2 separate regions of the Homo sapiens genome follow, and region 1 is linked to region 2. Evidence: chromatin loops called from intact Hi-C (ENCODE). Cell type or tissue: OCI-LY7. All regions are shown on one strand. Links, peaks and the distances in the headings refer to the core of each region. The heading gives the core; the rest is flanking DNA. Region 1 has its middle 94 kb from the start of LINGO1. Region 2 overlaps PSTPIP1 (proline-serine-threonine phosphatase interacting protein 1).

The links. Hi-C counts contacts between places; a loop is a spot of excess contacts. Peaks named below come from ENCODE experiments on the same cell type or tissue, not always from the same donor. Only the 100,000 strongest peaks of a DNase experiment are listed, where the experiment ranks them.
Region 1: it touches region 2 in a loop (9-fold over the local background); 4 of 110 quality-filtered maps call a loop at or near these places.

The regions. Positions count from the first base shown.
Region 1 is chr15:77,534,566-77,544,047 of GRCh38, reverse strand. No RefSeq gene overlaps it. Among named protein-coding and RNA genes, the nearest start is that of LINGO1, 94 kb to the left of the region's middle. RefSeq lists a silencer at 148-362 and enhancers at 1,866-2,545, 5,770-5,819, 9,208-9,482. In OCI-LY7, for the core only: a CTCF peak has its summit at 4,167 (motif pointing left); no DNase peak of the experiment used is centred there; H3K4me3 peaks cover 649 bases; H3K27ac peaks cover 852 bases.
Region 2 is chr15:76,998,057-77,007,538 of GRCh38, reverse strand. The region is part of intron 1 of PSTPIP1 (proline-serine-threonine phosphatase interacting protein 1); the gene reads right to left. Among named protein-coding and RNA genes, the nearest start is that of PSTPIP1, 7.7 kb to the right of the region's middle. In OCI-LY7, for the core only: no CTCF peak of the experiment used is centred there; DNase peaks (open chromatin) are centred at 3,138, 3,828, 4,368 and 4,918; H3K4me3 peaks cover 743 bases; H3K27ac peaks cover 1,661 bases.

The DNA.
Region 1 (9,482 bases), core at 3,178-5,677, 540 kb before region 2:
TAACTCATTTGCAGCCTTTTTAAACAGAAACAGTCGTTTTAATCTCCAGGGTAATTAGCTATGCTCTGTCCATCAATCATGACCTCAGCCATTATTTTAAGTATTTGATTAATCAAGGAGGAAAGGGGTTAAGCCACCCCTCCAAGCCCCCAACATTGGCCCACGTATTGGGGATGACCCCTGGGCAGGCACTAGAAACACTTCTCCGGGCGGGGGGCAGTCTAGGCCAGCATTGAGAGTGGCCAGCAGGGAAGGGCTACAGCACAGAGGGTGTCCCAGGTGAGACACGTGGGCAGGTGGGGAACAGCTCCCTCTCCTGGCTGGTCTCCTGCGAGAGGACAAGCCCTCCCTGGGCATGGAAGTGCTGGGGCCCTGGAGCCCCAGGTCCTGGTCCATGTACCGCGCCTGGCTTGCTGAGTGACCTCAACAAGTCCCTGCTACCATTTCTGTCCGTCCTAGGTGGAGACGGAAGCCCATGGAATTAATCCGGAGCTCACGGGTTCTAAGTGCCCAGGGGCCTCCGGCCACTGGAGGGCAGCAGAGCCCCAGGGACCCCTGAGCCCGTGGGCTGGGCTTGCCAGAAGCGGGCGGCGGCTGCGCGGGAGCTGCTGCCTTGGGAAGCCTGGGTTCTGGCGGATCCGATGGGAAAGTCCGGTCTGGCTGCCATCTCCAAGGCCTCACGGCAGCCGGAGGGGTGGGTAGCCCCGATAAGTGTCCTCATTTGGCAGACGAGAACCAAAGCTTCGGGGAGTGCCAGGACCTCCCCGTCCGGGCCCCCACACCCCAGTTCCTGAGGCTCATTCCTGAAACCTGGAGGGGACGCCCCCGGAGATGAGGAGGGCAGAGCTGCCCGGACTGGCCTCTGTCTTGTTCTGACAGCCCGGGCGTGGCCACCCTTCTCAGCCAAAAGGGGATCCTGGGGGAAGCCAAGGCCCAGACATGGGGCCTCAGATGGGGGAAACTGAGGCCCAGAGAGAGGCAGGGCTGTGCTGATGTTCTCATTAGTATTTGTTAGCAAATGTGGGGCACAGAGTCACTGCCTCAAGGTCCTTATGATGCACTCGGGAAAACCGTGTGCAGATGGTGACCAGGCCGTGGGTGAGAGAGCTCTAGGAGGCAAGCCCGGGGTGGGGAGCCCCGCGGGGCAGTGGGCACAGCCCAGGCAGTCCAGGGAAGCCTCCTGAAGGAGGGGGCCTCTGAGCTGACTCAGAATGAAAGGTGGAGAAGTGTATTCCTGACAGGGAGGAACTGGTGCAGGGCACGAAGGAGTGGGAGTCGGTTGAATGAGTCGTGAATTGGGCATGGCTGGCCCACAGGCCCTGCAGGAGAGCAGGAAGGTGACAGGAGCCTAGGATATGGAGGGGGATCCAGGAGTGTGAGCGGAGGCTCTGGAAGGGATGCGTGAGGGCGGCTAGGGTTCATGTGGCCTGCCCTGCTGAGCCCGTTTCTGTCCACTCTAAACAGCTGTGCTGGGCGTTGGACCTGCCCTATGGTGCTTGATGTCGCTGGACCCGGGACCACCTCTTAGTGCTGTCCTCCTCTCTAGAGCCCAGATGAAAAATGACGAGTCCTTGGGAGGGCAGGGGTTGGGGAGCAAGTGTTCCTAAAGGTTCTGGGAATTCAGGGGTTGGGGAAAAGGAGACAGCCAGGATAGACATAGGCCGAGCCCACATCGACCTTCCTTCCAAGACAGCCCCTCACTGCCCTGTGCCATGCCAGTGCCAGCACCATCATCACTGGAAAGGCCTCTCCTTGCATGCCTTTGGCTTTGGGGAGCTCACCACCTCAAACAGCTCTAATGGGGAGAAATTTTCTTCAGCTGCTGTCTCTTGTCTCTCTACAGTCCCTGGCTCTTTGCCTGGGGTACCCTGAGAGCCCTGCCTCAGAGTCTTCTGGGACATCGCTGGGGTGCCCAAGACTGCAGTAGTCAGTCCCATGGGCAGGCAGGGAGTACTGACTGTCATCATCAGCCAACGAGCAACCAGAAAGGCCAGGGGACTTGGCTGGCTGGCCTAGCTGGCATCGGATTTGGGGGGAGTCTTCCAGCCCCAGGCACTGTCTCGGCAGACTGGGGGAGGGCAGGAAGGATGGGAATATGGAAGCAGAAGAAGGAGGAGAAAAAGAAGGGAAGGAGGAGGAAGGAGGACCAGGATCTGGCCTGGAGCTCGGTTGCCAGGGGCAACAGCATTGCATTCTGAGGAGGAACCAGATGCTGAGGAGGGCGGCAGGAGGAGGGGAGCTGGGGTCCAGGCAGCAGATCCAAGGCTCCTAGGGCTTGGGGGCGGGGGTACCCATTTGGCAAGAACCCCAGGAGTCCCAAGTGTGTGTGGAGCCCTGGTGAGAGCTCCTTAGTGGCTATTCTGACCCCAGGGCTCAGAGGCAGACATGTGGAGTGGGAGGAAGGCGGGGAGGGCTGGGCCAGCCACATTTGTAAGCTCCCCACAGCCGCTCTCCAGGCTACAATTTGTCTAGGACTCCAGAGCGAAAGCAGTTGTGAGGCTGGGACCGGGGCAGGGCTGGGGAGGAATGCTTAATCCAGCCAGCGCTGGGGGCCACACCCGGGCCTGCTGGGGCACTGGCCTGCCCTCCCCTCCTGCTGCCTCAGTCCAGGGGAGGAACAGGAAAAGTGCACACTGAAGGCTGGAGTCCTCTAAGGCCGTGGGCACTCCCCAGCCCCTCTCAGCTTCATTTTCTGTGTCTATAAAATGGCGCAAAAAAACCTTGCTCTTGGACACGTTTATCAGCAGTTGTCTACGTGCAATGTCGGGGGCGGGGGCGCTTGTTAAGACAATAAGAAATAAAGGAGAAAAACGTGATCAAAGGAAGTCACATTCACCTTGCATTTAGCGGGGGATTTGTACCCCTCTTTTCCAGGCCAGCAAACCAAGGCTCAGAGAGAGCTGGGTATTGAAAGTGCTGGGAACTAAGCATACCCTGTAAGACTCCAAAGCCCTCCCCACCTCTTGTTGCTCCCACCAGGACCTCCCTGATGTTGCCCTTGGAGTAACCCCCAGGCCAGAACTAGGTGTCATTTTCAAGCCTCCTCCCCAAATGTCCCCGCAACCCCTCCCTGGTTTCCTAGCATCAACCTCCATTCAACCTCCTCAACCTCCTCTGCCCCTAACCTGACAACAGGGGTAAAACTCACCCCTTGCCCGAGCAATTGAGGCTCCATCCCACCAGCCAGTTAGCTCCCTGTCCCTGCCACACAGCCACAGCCTAGCCAGTTCCCTTTCTGCCTGCAACTACCATTGTTGTGCAAGAAACCACCCCAAAATATAGTGGCACAAAACACTGACCATTTTCTTCTGTTCATGGAGTCTGCGGGTCAGGCATCGGACAGGGCACAGAAGAGGCGGTTTGTATCTGTTTTGTGATATCTGGGGCCTCACACAGCAGGCACCAGTGGCTGATGGGGGCTCGATGTCTGGGGTCTGGAACCATTCAGAGGCTTTTCACTCACGCGTGAACACGTGGTGGATGCTGACTGTGGGCTGGGAGCTAGGCTGGGGCTGTCCCCCAGAACACCTGCATGGACCCATTCATCAGGCCCGGGCTTCCTCATGGCATAGCAGCCTCTGTCCTAGGAGGACATCTTACCTGGTGGCTCAGGGATCCAAGGGTGAGCGTCTCAGCACGTAAGGTAGAAGCTGTGTTGCATTTTATGACACTCTTGGAAGCCCCAGAGTGCCACTTCTGCCATACTCTATTGGTCGAAGCAGTCACAAGCCCACCCACGTGTTTTTGTTTTTTGTTTTTGAGACGGAGTCTCGCTCTGTTGCCCAGGCTGGAGTGCAGTGACTCGATCTTGGCTCACTGCAAGCTCTGCCTCCTGGGTTCACGCCATTCTCCTGCCTCAGCCTCCCGAGTAGCTGGGACTACAGGCGCCCGCCACCACGCCCGGCTAATTTTTCGTATTTTTAGTAGAGACGGGGTTTCACCATGTGTTAGGCAAGATGGTCTCGATCTCCTGACCTCGTGATCCACCCACCTTGGCCTCCCAAAGTGCTGGGGTTACAGGCGTGAGCCACCGCGCCCGGCCCCGCCCATGTTTTAAGAGGGGGAGCACAGGCGTACATCTTCAGGAGATGAGGGGCCAGAAAGGCCAGAAGACCCTGTCTCTAGCACCCCCTACAGTCAATTCACTGTAGAAGGGCCTGCGGGATAGGGGAGATTGTTGGAGCCATCTTCAAAGTGCAAGCTGCCTTGTGGCTCCTCACCATGGCTGTGATGAAAGCCGCCCCCATTCCCTTCCTTTCCCAGCCCTGCCCCTCAGTACCAAGACACTGTCCCCTGCAGGAAACTTGCCTGGATTGAAAGCTATAGCTCCCACACCTCAGGGGACGGAATCACAACCACAGCCATGACGCGTCCAGGGAACATCTGGCCTCCCTCACTCTTCTCCAGAAATCTGGCCTACCCAGCTCCTTCTGCTCTCTTGGCCACTGACTCATCTGTGCTTCCCAGGGCTCCAGTACTGTCTTACGGAGGACTCTCCTGAGACCTCAGCCCCTTGCAGGACCTGCACCCCTATCTATTCACTGATGATCACCCAGTCAGTGGTTTCAGCCTAAACTTTTCCTAAAGGATCAGGTGCCCTCACCTACCTGCCAGGTGCAGAGGTCTCCCTCTTCCCTTGCACTCAGCACAGCCTGAGCCCAAAGGGCAGCCCCAGCCACCCTGGCACTGAAGCCAGAAGCCCCTCTCTCTAGTGCCCCCTACACAGGCACTTCATCTCCAGGCCCTCCCAGCTAAACTCCCAGGTCAGGTCCCTCCTCTCACCTGGCTCTCACCTGGCTCTCACCTGGCTGCTGGCAATTGCCCCTTCCCTGCGGAGTCCCTTCTCCAAGCAAGCTTTTCTAACATGAAACCCGACCTTGACCTTGCCACTCCCAGCTGAAACCCTTCCAAAGGCTCCCCAAATGTTCAGGACAAAATCCCAGCTCCTTGCCAACACAAGCAGAGCCTTTAACTGCCATTTGAATTCTTCCACTCTCTCTAGCTTCGCTTGTCACTGTTTCCCTCCTCCTCACACCTGTGCTCAGGGCTCCAGTCCCCTGGGCATGCTGCCATCCACTTCCAGGTGTTTGCACAAGCTGCTCCCTAGAATTGGAACACCTCTCATGGCCCTCACCTGGAGAGGGTCTGTTCCTCCTCACAGCGCCATCCAGTAGACTTTTCTGGACAATGGAAATGTTCCATTTCTGCACTATTCGACATGCTGTCCACTAGCCAATTGAAATGTGGCCAGTATGACTGAGGAACTGAATTGTTTATTTGTTTTTTATTTAAATGTAAATGGCCACCTGTGGCTAGTGGCTACCATATTGGATAGTATGCAGCTCCAACATAACACCTCTTCCAGGAAGCCTTCCCTGACCTCCCAAGCCTGGGCCAGATGCTCCCATAATGCTCTGTTCTCCAGGTGTTTATTCACCTGTCTCCCCAGCTGGTCTGTGAGTTCTTTTAGAGGTTATCTCTTGATCATCATGGTATCCCCAGCTCCAGGCTCTTATTAGTGACCAGTAGCTGTGCAGAGTCTATGAATTTTCTGAATCCACATCTAGGCACAGACTGGACCTTCCACGAAGACCAAATCCAAAATAACTCTGCTGAGGATCCGAGTAAATGTGTGTGTGTACACACATGTGCAGTGAATTCACGTGTAGTCATGTGTGCACACCCATTTGACCTTGGCAAGACCCGTGCAGGCCCCCACCCGGCTGGGGACAGTGGTCTCACACACAGATGCTGGCACGCTGGGCTGGACAGGAAGTGAGCCTCTGAATTGGCTTTTGTAAAAATCAAACGCTGTTTTCATTCTTGTTTCTAAGATGCTTCATCTGCATTGCAGATGAATCTTCAGGGAGTTTAAAAAGAAAAGCTTCCAGTTTTCTGTGTGGGACCACCTGCACTCTCAGTTCCACATTCTATAAACAAGCCCTTGCAGGCACAAGGGAAATTTGCCATTTAAATGAGCCTTCACCTCCTAAGTCAAAGGCCCATTTCTTGGTTACGAAGCTCTTGTTAAAGTTTTGATATTGGGTTTTCTTCAGATGGGGCCTCACGCTTCTGTTTCCCCCACTCCTCTCCCCTCCTTTTCTCCTCCTGTCCTGGCTCCTCCCTCCCTCTTAGGACACCACCATACCTCCTGCTCTGTCTGGGATGGGGTCTTCCACCCAACCATGCCAGGGTCTGAGAGAGGAAACAAGCCAGTTTCCTGCCCTCAAGGAGTTCCCACCTTTCTGTTCTGTCCTCAGTTCCCTACGATCTCCTTAAAAAGCAGAACCTTAGAATTACGCACTGGACAAATTCTTAGAGGCCTGATCCAATTTCCCATTGCACAGAGAGAGAGACTGAGGTCTGGGGAATGAACTGGACTTAGCCACACAGAACAGGGGAAAAGAGCCTCAAGCCCTCCATCCTCAGTCTGGGATTCTGGACACCACATCCCCCCACCGCCTACCCCGACTCCCTCTACCCCCATTTCCTCTACCTGGCTGCCACACTGGTGCTCCCTGACTCCCTCCTGGGCACAGACTGGTGACTAACCACCCTCAGCTGTGCCCACGGTCTTCAAGGAGGACTCCTATTTAAGAAATGAGGGGAGACTTCACCCCTTTGCCAGGCAGTCAACAGTTCCCCCCACAGGGATGTAATAATTACCAAGCCAGGCAGCAGGTGCCTCTATTACTGCTATTGTGTTCTGAGTCTCTTAAAATGGCATTGAAAGGGCATGTCAAGATCTTACAGCCTGCAATGGGACCCCCACAGAGGACTGAAAGGCGGCCACTGCAGCAGAGGCAGAAACTGGGTGTCAGGCATATGACTCAGCCAGAGCCTTCCAGAAAGCTGAGGGCAGGGGGTAGGTTGGGGAAGGGCAGGGAGTATGGGCAGCTGGCTCCAGACCCCATTCTGCCACCCACTCTTTCTGTGGACCTGGCTGGCCTAGCCCCTTTCATTCTCCATGCCTCTATTTCCCTCTTTTATTGAGGTTGGGGAGAGGGGAGGAACAGGGCTGCTAATGCCCTATATATGATGTGAAGGGTGGCCAGGGTCATCTTCTCCCTGTAGCAGCCCCCACGCCTGTGAGCCAAACCCCAGTCCACAAAGGCTCCAGCAGCTACAAGGAGACTCTCTTACCCCAAACAGCTCTCCTAGCTTTGTCCCCAAATTAGCCCTCCCCTGCTTGGCCCTACATCCCTTAGACACTTAGGAACTGAAATCATGAATGCTAGTTGAAGCTTAAGAAAGTCGAAAAAGGAGTCAGTGTCTTCAATTGTTTTAATAATGAGGGCATTGAGCAAAGCACTTTCCAGCTCCCATCAGACATCAGGAGGTGGTCTCCCAGCACTAGACCCCTAGTCTCTCCTGCTCCCTCTCTCTCTACACACACACAAACACACACACACACACACGCGCGCACACACACACACACACAGTGTGCCATGACAAGTGAGCTCTGGAAATATGGTGTAGTACCTCCCCCACTTGGTGATTCCCAAAACTGTTTAGCATTTAAAGGCTTTGGGAAGTCCTGCAAGAAAGATTCTGTTTAACTTGCTATTTCCCAAGCTTATGTGAGCATACTTTTTCTCAGGGTAGCACCTTTGAATCAGAAGTTACCTTTGCCTCCTGATAACAGAGATCCAGCCATAGTGGCCTAAACAAACTAGTAGTGTCTTTTACTCTCCCCTGTACAGAGGTCAGCAGCCCAGGGTCGGGATGGTGGCTTCACCATGCCTTCAATGTCTGAAATACCTTCTCTCTCCAGGCTAATCATCCTCAGCACTGCTGTCTATCTTCAGTGTCACCTCATGGTTCATAGTGGCAGCTGGGCTCCATCCTATCTGTATTCCAGGCAAGAAGAAAGAGGAAAGGGGGAAAACCCATGCTCTCTACCTGTCTCCCTTTTCCAGAACTTTCCCTGGAGCCTCGCCCAACAATTCTCTTGCTCATATCTCATTGGCCACCCCTGGCTGCAGGGGTCGCTGGGAAATGTAGTCTTTTAGGTGGACACCTTGCTCCCCAGAATAGAATAAGGGTTCTGTTACCATAGAAAAATGGGAACATGGCCGGGCGCGGTGGCTCAAGCCTGTAATCCCAGCACTTTGGGAGGCCAAGGCGGACCGATCATGAGGTCAGGAGATGGAGAGCATCCTGGCTAACATGGTGAAACCCCATCTCTACTAAAAATACAAAAAATTAGCCAGGCGTGGTGGCAAGTGCCTGTAATCCCAGCTACTCAGGAGGCTGAGGCAGGAGAATAGCTTGAACCTGGGAGATGGAGGTTGCAGTGAACCTAGATCGCGCCACTGCACTCTAGCTTGGGCAACAGGGCAAGACTCTGTCTCAAAAAAAAAAAAAAAAGAAAGAAAGAAAGACAGGAAAGAAAGAAAGACAGAAAAGAAAGAAAGAAAGGAAGGAAGGAAGGAAGGAAGGAAGGAAGGAAGGAAAGAAAGAAAGAAAGAAAGAAAGAAAGAAAGAAAGAAAGAAAGAAAGAAAGAAAGAAAGAGAAAGAAAGAGAAAGAAAGAGAGAAAGAAAGAGAAAGAAGGAAAGAAAGAAAGAAAGAAAGAAAGAAAGAAAGAAAGAAAGAAAGAAAGAAAGAAAGAAAGAAAGAAAGAAAGAAAGGAAAGAAAGAAAAAGGGGAACATGACTCCTGGGTGGACAAGTGCAGTCTCAGTCACTGCTTCTTTGCGTTGCAGTATTCTAGGAACTGCTTGGAGTCAGGACCAGCTGGGCCCAGCCCCTACTTCCTGCCTGTGTCTACAGGCTGTGCGGCCTTGAATAAGCTTCCTAACCTCTCTGAGCCTGTATTATTGTCTTTAAAATGGTGGTTATCATGAGGACCAAACAAGATAAAGTATGTGCAAGCAATTTATAAAGTGTAAGTTGTTATAGAAAAGAAAGATACTCTTTTTTTTTTTTTTGAGTCAAAGAGTCTCACTCTGTCACCCAGGCTGGAGTGCAATGGCGCGATCTCGGCTCACCGCAACCTCCGCCTCCCAGGTTCAAGCGATTCTCCTGCCTCAGCTTCCCTAGTAGCTGGGATTATAGGCGCGTGCCATCACACCTGACTAATGTTTCTATTTTTAGCAGAGACGGGGTTTCACCATGTTGCCCAGGCTGGCGTCGAACTCCTGAGCACAGGCAATCCACCTGCCTCGGCCTTCCAAAGTGCTAGGATTACAGGCATGAGCCACTGTGCCCGGCCCAATACTCTTGTTTTCATTCATTCCTCTAAAAAGCCTTGTGAAGCAAGCAGGGCAATACCTAGTTCCACATTTGAATGGAGAAGAAACCGAGGCTCTGAGATATGAATTGACTTCTATGATGATGAAATCTGAGCCCTGTTTTTGTTAATGGAATGAACCTTGATTCCATCCTGAGCCTGAGCCCTGACCTTGGTTACAGACTGATCCTTGATCCTGGCCTGAGTTGAAGTTCTGATCTTAGTTTTAGACTGAACCCCAATGCTAGT
Region 2 (9,482 bases), core at 2,898-5,397:
CTCCTGGGCTCAAGTGATCCTCCCACCTCAGCCCCCCAGGTAGCTGGGACCACAGGTGTGCACCACCACGCCCCAGCTAATTTTTGTATTTTTTGTAGAGATTGGGTTTTGCCATGCTTCCTAGGCTAGTCTTGAACTCCTGGGCTCGAGCAATCCACCTGCCTCAGCTTTCCAGAGTGCTGGAATTACAGGCATGAGCCACTGCACAGGGCCAGAAGTCTGATTTTTATCCAGGCAAGCTGAGGCCGGGACAGACATTAATTCCTTGCAGGGTCTTATCTTGATCCACTGAGGAAGTTGGTGACCCAGCCTCCAGGCCTTCCCTCCAGACCCTCCTTGAAGAAGAGTGAGAGCAGGTGGGGCCTCAAGGAAGCCGAGATGTCATAGATGGACCTTCTTGGGGAGCTGTAAGGCAGAGCAATCGCAGGGAGGAGCCCACAACCCAGGGGCCCTCTAAAGCAAGTGTCTCCCTACACATGCCCAGGGTGAGAGTATGATGAGGAGTTTGTCACGGACTCGTGGCCAGTCCAGGCTGGGCAAACTCAGGAGGGTCCAGGCCTCAGTCTCCTCACCTATAAAAAGGGAACAACAAAAGCAGCTCTACTCGGGCCCCCAAAGAGCCAAAACAATCTTGAAAAAGAAGAATAAGTTTGGAGGACTCACACTTCTTGATTTCAAAGCTTACTACAAAGCTACAGTAATTGAAGTAGTGCGGTAGTGTCATAAGGACAGACATATAACCAATAGAATGGAAATAGTGAGCTCAGAAATAAGCCCTAACATATATGGTCAATTGATTTTTGACAAGGGTGCCAAGACCATTCTATGAGAAAAGGACAGACTTCAACAAATGGCGCTGGGAAAACTGGATATCCACATGCAAAAGAATTAAGCTGGACCCTTACTTTATACCATATGCAAAAATTAACTCAAGATGAAGTGAACACCTAGATGTAAGACCTAAAGCTACAAAATTTTAAAAGGAAAACATAGGGAAAGCTTCATGATATTTAATTTGGCAATTATTTCTCTGATATGATATTAAAATCATAGGCAACAAAACAAAGAGTAGACACATTGAATTCATCAAAATGAAAAACTTTTGTATATCAAAACAGTGAAAAGACACTCCAGAGTGGGAGAAAATATTTACAAATCATATATCTGATAAAGGATGAGTATCTAGAAAATATAAAGAACTCCTTCAACTCAACAATAAAAAGACAACCAATTCAAAAGTGGGCAAAGGTCTTAAATAGACTTTCTCCAAAGAAGGTACACAAATGGCCAATAAACACATGAAAAGATGCTCAACATCATTAATTATTAGAGAAATGCAAATCAAAACTACGATGAGATATTACTTCATGCCTCCTAAGGTGGCTATGATTTAAAAAAAAAACAGAAATTAACAAGAGTTGGCAAAGATATGGAGCAATTGGATCCCTTTTGCATTGCTGATGGGAATGTAAAACTGTTTGGCGGTTACTCAAAAAGTTAAACATAGGATTACCATATGATCCAGCAATTCCACTCCTAGGTATAATCTAAAAGAATTGAAAGCAGGGTTTCAAACAGGTACTTGTACACCAATGTTCATGGCAGCATTATTCACAGTAGCTCAAAGAAACAGCCCAGTGGTCATCAATGGATCAATGGATATACAAAATAAAGTATATACGTAGAATGGAATAGTATTTTGTCATAAAGAGGAAGAAAATTCTGACATATGCTATGACATGGATGAGCCTTGAAGACATTATGCTAACTGAAATAAGCCAGACACAAAAGGACAAATATTATCTGATTCTACTTACAGGAGATGCCTAGAATAGGCAAATCCATAGAGCTAGAAAGTAGAATCGAGGTAGAACAAGGTATGCGGTGAAGGGGTGGGGAGTTATTGTTTGATGGGTACAATTTCTGTTCAGGATGATGAAGCAGTTCAGGAAATAGTGAATGTTCTTAATGCCTCTGAATCATATACTTAAAAATTGTTAAAATGGTCAATTTTATGTTACATATAATTACCACCACCCCCAAAACTTCTAACCTCTGCTCACTCAGGTGAGTCAAATGAGGTCAGGAAAATGGTAAAAACCAGATGTATGCCTATTGTCAGCAATGGTAATTTTTGTTTTGTTTTGTTTTGATATTGAGTGTTTGCTCTTGTTGCCCAGGCTGGAGTGCAGTGGCACAATCTTGGCTCACTGCAACCTCTGCCTCCCAGGTTCAAGCAATTCTCCTGCCTCTGCCTCTCAAGTAGCTGGGATTACAGGCATGCACCACCATACCTGGCTACATTTTTTGTATTTTTAGTAGAGACAGGGTTTCACCATGTTGGCCAGGCTGGTCTTGAACTCCCGACCTCAGGTGATCTGCCCACCTTGGCCTCCCAAACTGCTGGGATTATAGGCATGAGCCACCATGCTTGGCCAGCAATGGTAATTAATTACCACAATTATCTATGTTGATGCCTCTCAAGCTAAAGTTCCACATGGAGGCACTGGGGAACTTTGAAAAATACTGATGTCCAGGTCCTACCCTCAGAAATCGGGGTGTAATTGACCTGGGGTGTGGCCTGGGCATTGGGATTTTTTAGAATGACAGTCCTACAAGATCTGGCTCTCTGCTTCTCTTTTCTTTCTTTGTTTTTTTTGTTTGTTTGTTTGTTTGTTTTGAGACAGTCTTGCTCTGTTGCCCAGGCTGGAGTGCAGTGGTGCGATCATACAGTCACTACAGTTTCCAACTCCTGGGCTCAAGTGACCCTTCCACTCCAGCTTCCCAAGTAGCTGAGACTACAGGTGTGCACCACCAGGTACAGCTAATTTTTGTACTTTTTTTTTTTTTTAAGAAGTGGTTTCACCATGTTGCCCAGACTGGTCTTGAACTCCTGGGTTCAAGTGATCTTCCCACCTCAGCCTCCCAAAGTGCTGGGATTACAGGTGTGAGCCACCACGCCTGGCCACTGTTCTATTTCTTACCTTATCTCCAACTACTCTCCACCTTGGTCACTCTCTCTAGCCACGCAGGCATGCTCTTGCCTCAGCCCATCACCCCCTGACTTCCTCCCCAGTGTGGCTGTTTCCCGTTCCTGTTTCCACAGCTGGGAAGCCCTGAGTTCCATCTGGCCACCACATCCCCACACTGGCTGCTGGTCTCCAGGGCTCCAGCTGGCACTTCCTGTTGCCCAATGGTGGGTGGCCTGTCAACACCAGTGGAAGGAGCTGTCGCTCTCCTGCCTGTTCCATCACCCATTGCTCAGTGTGCCAGGCCTCAGCAAACCAACACACCCTCCCATTAACTGCAAAGGGCTCTCTGACCCAGACCTGGGAAGGTGGCATCCAGGCCCAGCCCAGTCCGATCCATCTGTGTGGCATCCCCCAGGCCCACATTCCTTCCAAGAGGCTCAGTTTCCTCTCTGTAAAACAGGAATAAGAATACTGACCTCACAGGACTATTGTTGGAATTAAGTGAGATAACATAGATCATCTTGTTACTTGAAACCAAAGGAATGATTCTCTAATGGTGGAGTATAACATGCAATGGTGAACATGATTGGAGGAGGCATTCTGAAACAGCAAGATCTATGTATAAGGCTCACCCTATGGGTGCATATCCAATTATAAATCTGGGTCCCCTGGGAACTGTTCCTGGTCTGCTACTCCACTGTGGTGAGCAGGAGGTGGTCCCTTAGCACTGCCCTGAGCCGCCCCAACCTCAAAGCCCTTATCTTAAGTGATGACGACCCTGACATCCTGCAGATGAGGAAACTGAGGTTCAGAAAGGGAAAATGATTCTCCAAGGCCACCTAGCAAGTGTGGGTGAGGGTTGGGTGAGGCTTCAAAGAAGCCCGCTTCCTTCTTCTTCTTTTTTTTTTTTTGAGACGGAGTTTCGTTCTTTTGCCCAGGCTGGAGTGCAATTGTGAAACCTCAGCTCACTGCAACCTCCACCTCCTGGGTTCAAGCGATTCTCCTGCCTCAGCCTCCTGAGTAGCTGGGATTACAGGCATGCGCCACCATGCCCCGCTAATTTTTTTGTAGTTTTAGTAGAGACAGGGTTTCACCATGGTGGCCAGGCTGGTCTCGAACCCCTGACCTCAGATGATCCACCCGCCTCGGCCTCCCAAGAAGCCGATTTCCTTCTAAGCCTGGAGGATGGAGCATGACTGAGTCTGTGAGGGAGGAACCTTCCAGAGCCAACCCAGAGGAGAGTCCTGGTGTGGGCAGCCCAGGGCCCAGGGCATCATGCTCTCTAGCTGGAAGCAGAGGCAGTCTTGGTTTCCACCCAAAGTTCCCTCCATCATGTGGTTTGCAGCGTCAGCCAGGCTCTGGGTGAGGAGGAAGGGCATCCCACTCACAGCCCGCAGCCTCTGTCCTCTTTTGCATGAGAGGAAACAGCCACCACCAGAGAGGGTGCAGAGAGGCAGAAGAAAGTATCTCTGCCACCACTTAGGGCAGAGACCTTTCACAATCCAGCTCGTGCCTTCCCTTCCTACCAGTCACCTTGCACAATGCTCTGGGCCAGAAAACTGTCTTCCAAACCCCCTTCCACACCTTTGCCCATGCCGTACCTCCCACCTTGAGTGCCGTTTGTCCTCCTGACATGTCTCAAATCCTCACCCACCCTTCAAAGCCCAAAGCAAGGCCCTCCTTCTCCATCCCAGGGGCTGCCCTAGTTCTGTGTAGATGTCAGGAGCAGCCAGGAAAAGCATGTGGGTTCCAGGGGACTGGAGCACAAAGTGGGTCATCAAGAAGCAGATCTTGTTTTTTATCAAGAATAAAATTGAATTCAGAACACCAAATCGACCCAGAACCCTGCAGCCAGCAAATCCTGGCAGTGACCATCTGCAGGCATCGCAAAAGCAAAGCAAGCATGACCACAAACCTCTGCAATCTTCTAACACCTGAGCAGCCGGCCACGTCCTGTGGAATGGGCACAGATGAACGAAGTTCTTGGTCCCCAGAGGCCCACGTACCACAAAATATGCACCGAGCATGTGGAAAAGGGCATGCTAGCAAACCACAAATTTGGCCTAGAAACACCAACTCATTCTTGAAAGCAGGAATTGCTTAGTTTTCTTTTTAAATATTTTCTTTTTAATGACAAAGGTACTCTGTATTGACTTGCAGAAAATTAGATGGGGGATGGAGAGAATCCTACTTCCAAATCCATAGACACCAGTGTTAACATGTAGGGAAGCATCCTTTCATCCTACACAAATTAAAGTAGAAGCAAGAACAAACTCTCTAGAATTCAGGGCAGAGGGCAATAGAGTTCGACAGACCTAGGTGGGAGTCCCTGCTCTACCCTGCACAGGTGACCCTCGTCTGGGCCTAGACCTGCCGTGCCTTAGGTCCCATCACAGAGTCAGGAAGACACTGACAATGCGTTTGGGGGCATGTGGACTGAATGGCAGCATGCCTGGCATGGAACAGGCACTCAGCAAATGGCAGCATTGCTGCTCCTCAGGGGATGATGTAAGTAGCTGGGATTCAGGGAAAAATTCTTCATGGGACTTGAAATAAATGTCCTCTTTTTCATTTTTAATTGTTTGATTTAATTTTTGAATAATTAATACATTCATATGGTTCAAAAATCAAACAGTATAAAAACATCAATCCTGAAAACGTTCACAGCCGCTCAGCCTCATCCCTCATCCATCTCCTTTCTCTCATTCTCCCAACAGGCAACCACTTTAATTAGCTCCCTGTGCATCCGTCCACAGATTTTTGTTGTTAATACTACAAGCCTGCGCCAGTATAAATGCTTATTTCCCCACTTTTCACAACGGGTTGCCGACCAGGTGCACTGCCAGGCTCTCTGCTTTTTACAGGGAACACCAGGTCTTAAAGAGCTTTCCCAATCAGGAAAGGGAGAGCCTCCGTCCTCACTGCTTCTGACAGATGCAGCCAGGCAGGTGCCGGGAAGGTACTTGGTGGCAGCAAAGGCAGGATGGCCAGGGCCTCTCTCTCCCACCTCCTGCACTGTCTGCAAGCTCTGAGTGCACCAGGGCCACTCCTCAGCCACTGGCCTCCTTGGCCCTCAAAGCCACAGCAGTTTGCTGGGCTGCAAGGCCTTCCACAAAGTCAGTGCAGGCTCTGGTTTCCAGCAGGGCCCCATCCACAGGCCCTGACCCTTCCAGGCCATTCTGGGGTCCCTCCTTCCTGTGTGAAAAAGCTCCTGCCCAACCAGAGGACTATGGGGGATCCCAAAGTGACTGCTAGTACCCATGGCTGGAGAACTGGCCCCACTCTTTCACCCAGAAATGCCTCCTTCCCTGGAAAATAGCCATTAGCCTCCTCTGCCCAAAGAAATAATCCCCAAGTGAAAAACCTTTATAGTCAAAGATCTACCCATGGTGTCACTGTCCAGAATAATAAATAATTGGCAGTAACCTAAATGTTCAGCAGTGGAGGACTGGGCAAAAAAAATCACAGCATGGTCACCAAATTCACAAGCTAGAGAACTGTGCAGCCATGAACAGTGGTGTTGCTGAAAATGAGGAACCCATGTCCACACCCACAGGTGTTCCCGATGGAGTGAGTTACGCTAAAAAAAGGGGAGGGTGGCAAAGTGTGAACAAACCTAGCGCTACTGAACCATACACCACAAAAATGGTTAAGATGGTACATTTTATGTGTATTTCGCTACAATTTAAAATAAAATTTAAAATACTAGAAAAAAAAAGGAGGGAGGGCCGTGCATGGTGGCTCACGCCTGTAATCCCAGCACTCTGGAAGCCAAGGCAGGAGGATTGCTTGAGCCCAAGAGTTTGAGACCAGCCTGGGCAACACAGGGAGACCTCATCTCTGCAAAAATAAAAAATTTGTAAAAGAAAGGGAAAATACAAAATTATGTACACAATATGCTTGCACCTATGTAAGGCAATCTTATGCAAACACAGCATAATATTAGCAGTTGTGTGATGAGACTAAAGGTGCTTCTTCTTTTCCTATTTTTCTCCATTTCCCCACTTTCCTTTTAGGATCTTATATTAGTTGATTTTGTTTCTTTAGAAAGTGTGTGTGTGTATGTGTGTGTGTGTGTGTGTGTGTGTGTATATATATATATATATCTCTCTTTAAATGCCCAGGATGGAACAGGTGCCCAGCAAATGTCAGGCTCTCCTGATGCCCCTGGGCCATGGTAGACAGGTCTGGGGGTAGGGACAGGCAGCTTTATGACAGATCAGAGTAGGGCCCCTCAGTCCCCTTCTCTGTAGCCTCATAAATGGGCACCTCAGCATCTCAGAACTGGGAAGGGAAAAGGCACCAGTGGCTGAGTGCCACATAGGGAAGGGGCAGACCAGCCCAGCTGGTCCCACTGTGTGAAGCTGGTGAGTCACTGCCCCACTCGGCAGCGGTGCTGTCACCTGTTAAATGGGCTTGGGGAGGCTCAGCTCCTCCCAGTGTGGCACAGGGGTTTCTAGATAGAGCCAGAGCCCAGCCTCAAAGGAGAGATACACCCACATGTCAAGGGGAAAGTTCAGGCCTATTGTCCCCATACCCCCTTGGTGGTTCCCACCCAAAGGGTGGGTGACAGTCACTGCAGTGCATGTGACCCAGCCTCCCCAGGTCCTTACTTTTCCTTTTAACTACCCTAAAAGGAATAGGATGTGGATCTCAATAGAATCTGGTCCAGAACTAGATTTTCCCTCTTAAAACAATATCTAATGACATCTTTGCAAAGGCCATTGGATAGACATACAGGTTGCGGGGGATGGGGGACCTGGGAGAGGATGGCACAGTTGAGATACTGCTCCTCTCAGAGCACTCCTTGCCTGACCCAGTTATTCCTCCAGCCCCGGCACTGAACTATGGCTTCCTTCAGGTCAAGACAGTTTCATTCATCTGATTAGATGTTGCAGGGTGAAGAAGCTCAGGGGTCCAGCGTGGACCACCTAGTAGACAGCCCTACTCACCAAATATTTGCAGAATATAACAAAAGTGAAATGTAGTGCTGGGCGCGGCGGCTCACGCCTGTAATCCCAGCACTTTGGAAGGCTGAGGCGGGTGGATCATCTGAGGTCAGGAGTTCGAGACCAGCCAGGCCAACATGGTGAAATCTCATCTGTACTAAAAATACAAAAATTAGACAGACGTGGCGGCGCACGTCTGTAATCCCAGCTACTCGGGAGGCTGAGACAGGAGAATCACCTGACCCCAGGAGGCGGAGGTTGCAGTGAGCTGAGATTGTGCCACTGCCCTCCAGCCTGGGTGACAGAGTAAGATTCTTTCTCAAAAAAAAAAAAAAGTGAAATGAAGTAAAAAATGGGTTCAGGAAGGGAGATGGACCATGGAGACATTCACTGTCCATTCATTTATTCTATGAACACGTCCTCAGCCAGTACCCCACTTGTCAGCCCTGTGCAGAGGATACAGACAGACATTTCTTGCAATAATTTGGCCACCTGCTGGGAGTGGAGCCACGACAAACTGGGGGCAGGGGGAGGACCCTTCCTTCTCTGGGCTTCCCAGCGCCTTAGACTCAGTGCTAGGCCAGTGCCCTCTCCGCTCAGACAGCTGGTATTCTCAGATTCAACCTTGTCTCACTGACAGGTCCCACTCTGAGGCTCATTTACAAACTTCCTGCCAAGGTGTGATGCTCTTTATCATCTGTGTGTATCACAGAAATCACATTATCCCTTCCCTCCCTCTGTGGCTGGTCCGCCCTGCCTCACTCCTACAGCAGCGTGCATCTGAACACTCGGCTGCAGCTAAAATCAGGCTATAAATAAATACTGTGTGGCCACACTGACAAAATTGCAAAAACAGGCCGACTGAGGGACAGGACTGTGTCTGCTCCCATGCTGAGTGTCCCCACTACTTCTGTGCCACTACAGCTGCTTTTCAGACTGTTTCTGTCTCCTTCCTTGCAATCAGGCTGCTAGCTGCCTGTGAAACGTCCTTTCGTAGTCCAGGTCCATCAGCATTTATCCATCGCCAACTGTATATCAGGTACTGTGCAGACTGCCACTAATTGCTACATCTATAGGCTAAAAGACCCCATGACCAAGCTCATTAAAATTGTGGGTGAAATTAGAGTTCATAGGACCTGAGTAAAAGCTAGGGGACATCTCCTAGGAGTGTAGTATATGAGCTTTAAGGAAAGCTCTTAGGGAAATCATCTTTGGCTCCTGAGAAACCACTTTTGCTTCCTCCCTTACTGTGAGCTAAAGCCAGAAACAGCAGGGCTGGCTCCCCTCCTCCGCCCCGTGTTCTGTATGGGTGAGGTTGCCCAATAACTGAGGGGCTGTGATATCAAACATGATCTTTCCAGTTTAGCCAAAGTAGGGTCCCTCCACTCTGTCAGCTCTGTCACCCAGGCTAGAGTACAGTGGCACAATCTCAGCTCACTGCAACCTCTGCCTCTTGGGTTCAAGCTGTTCTCCTGCCTCAGCCTCCCAAGTAGCTGGGATTACAGGAGCATGCCATCACGCCTGGCTAATTTTTGTATTTTTAGTAGAGACAGGGTTTCAC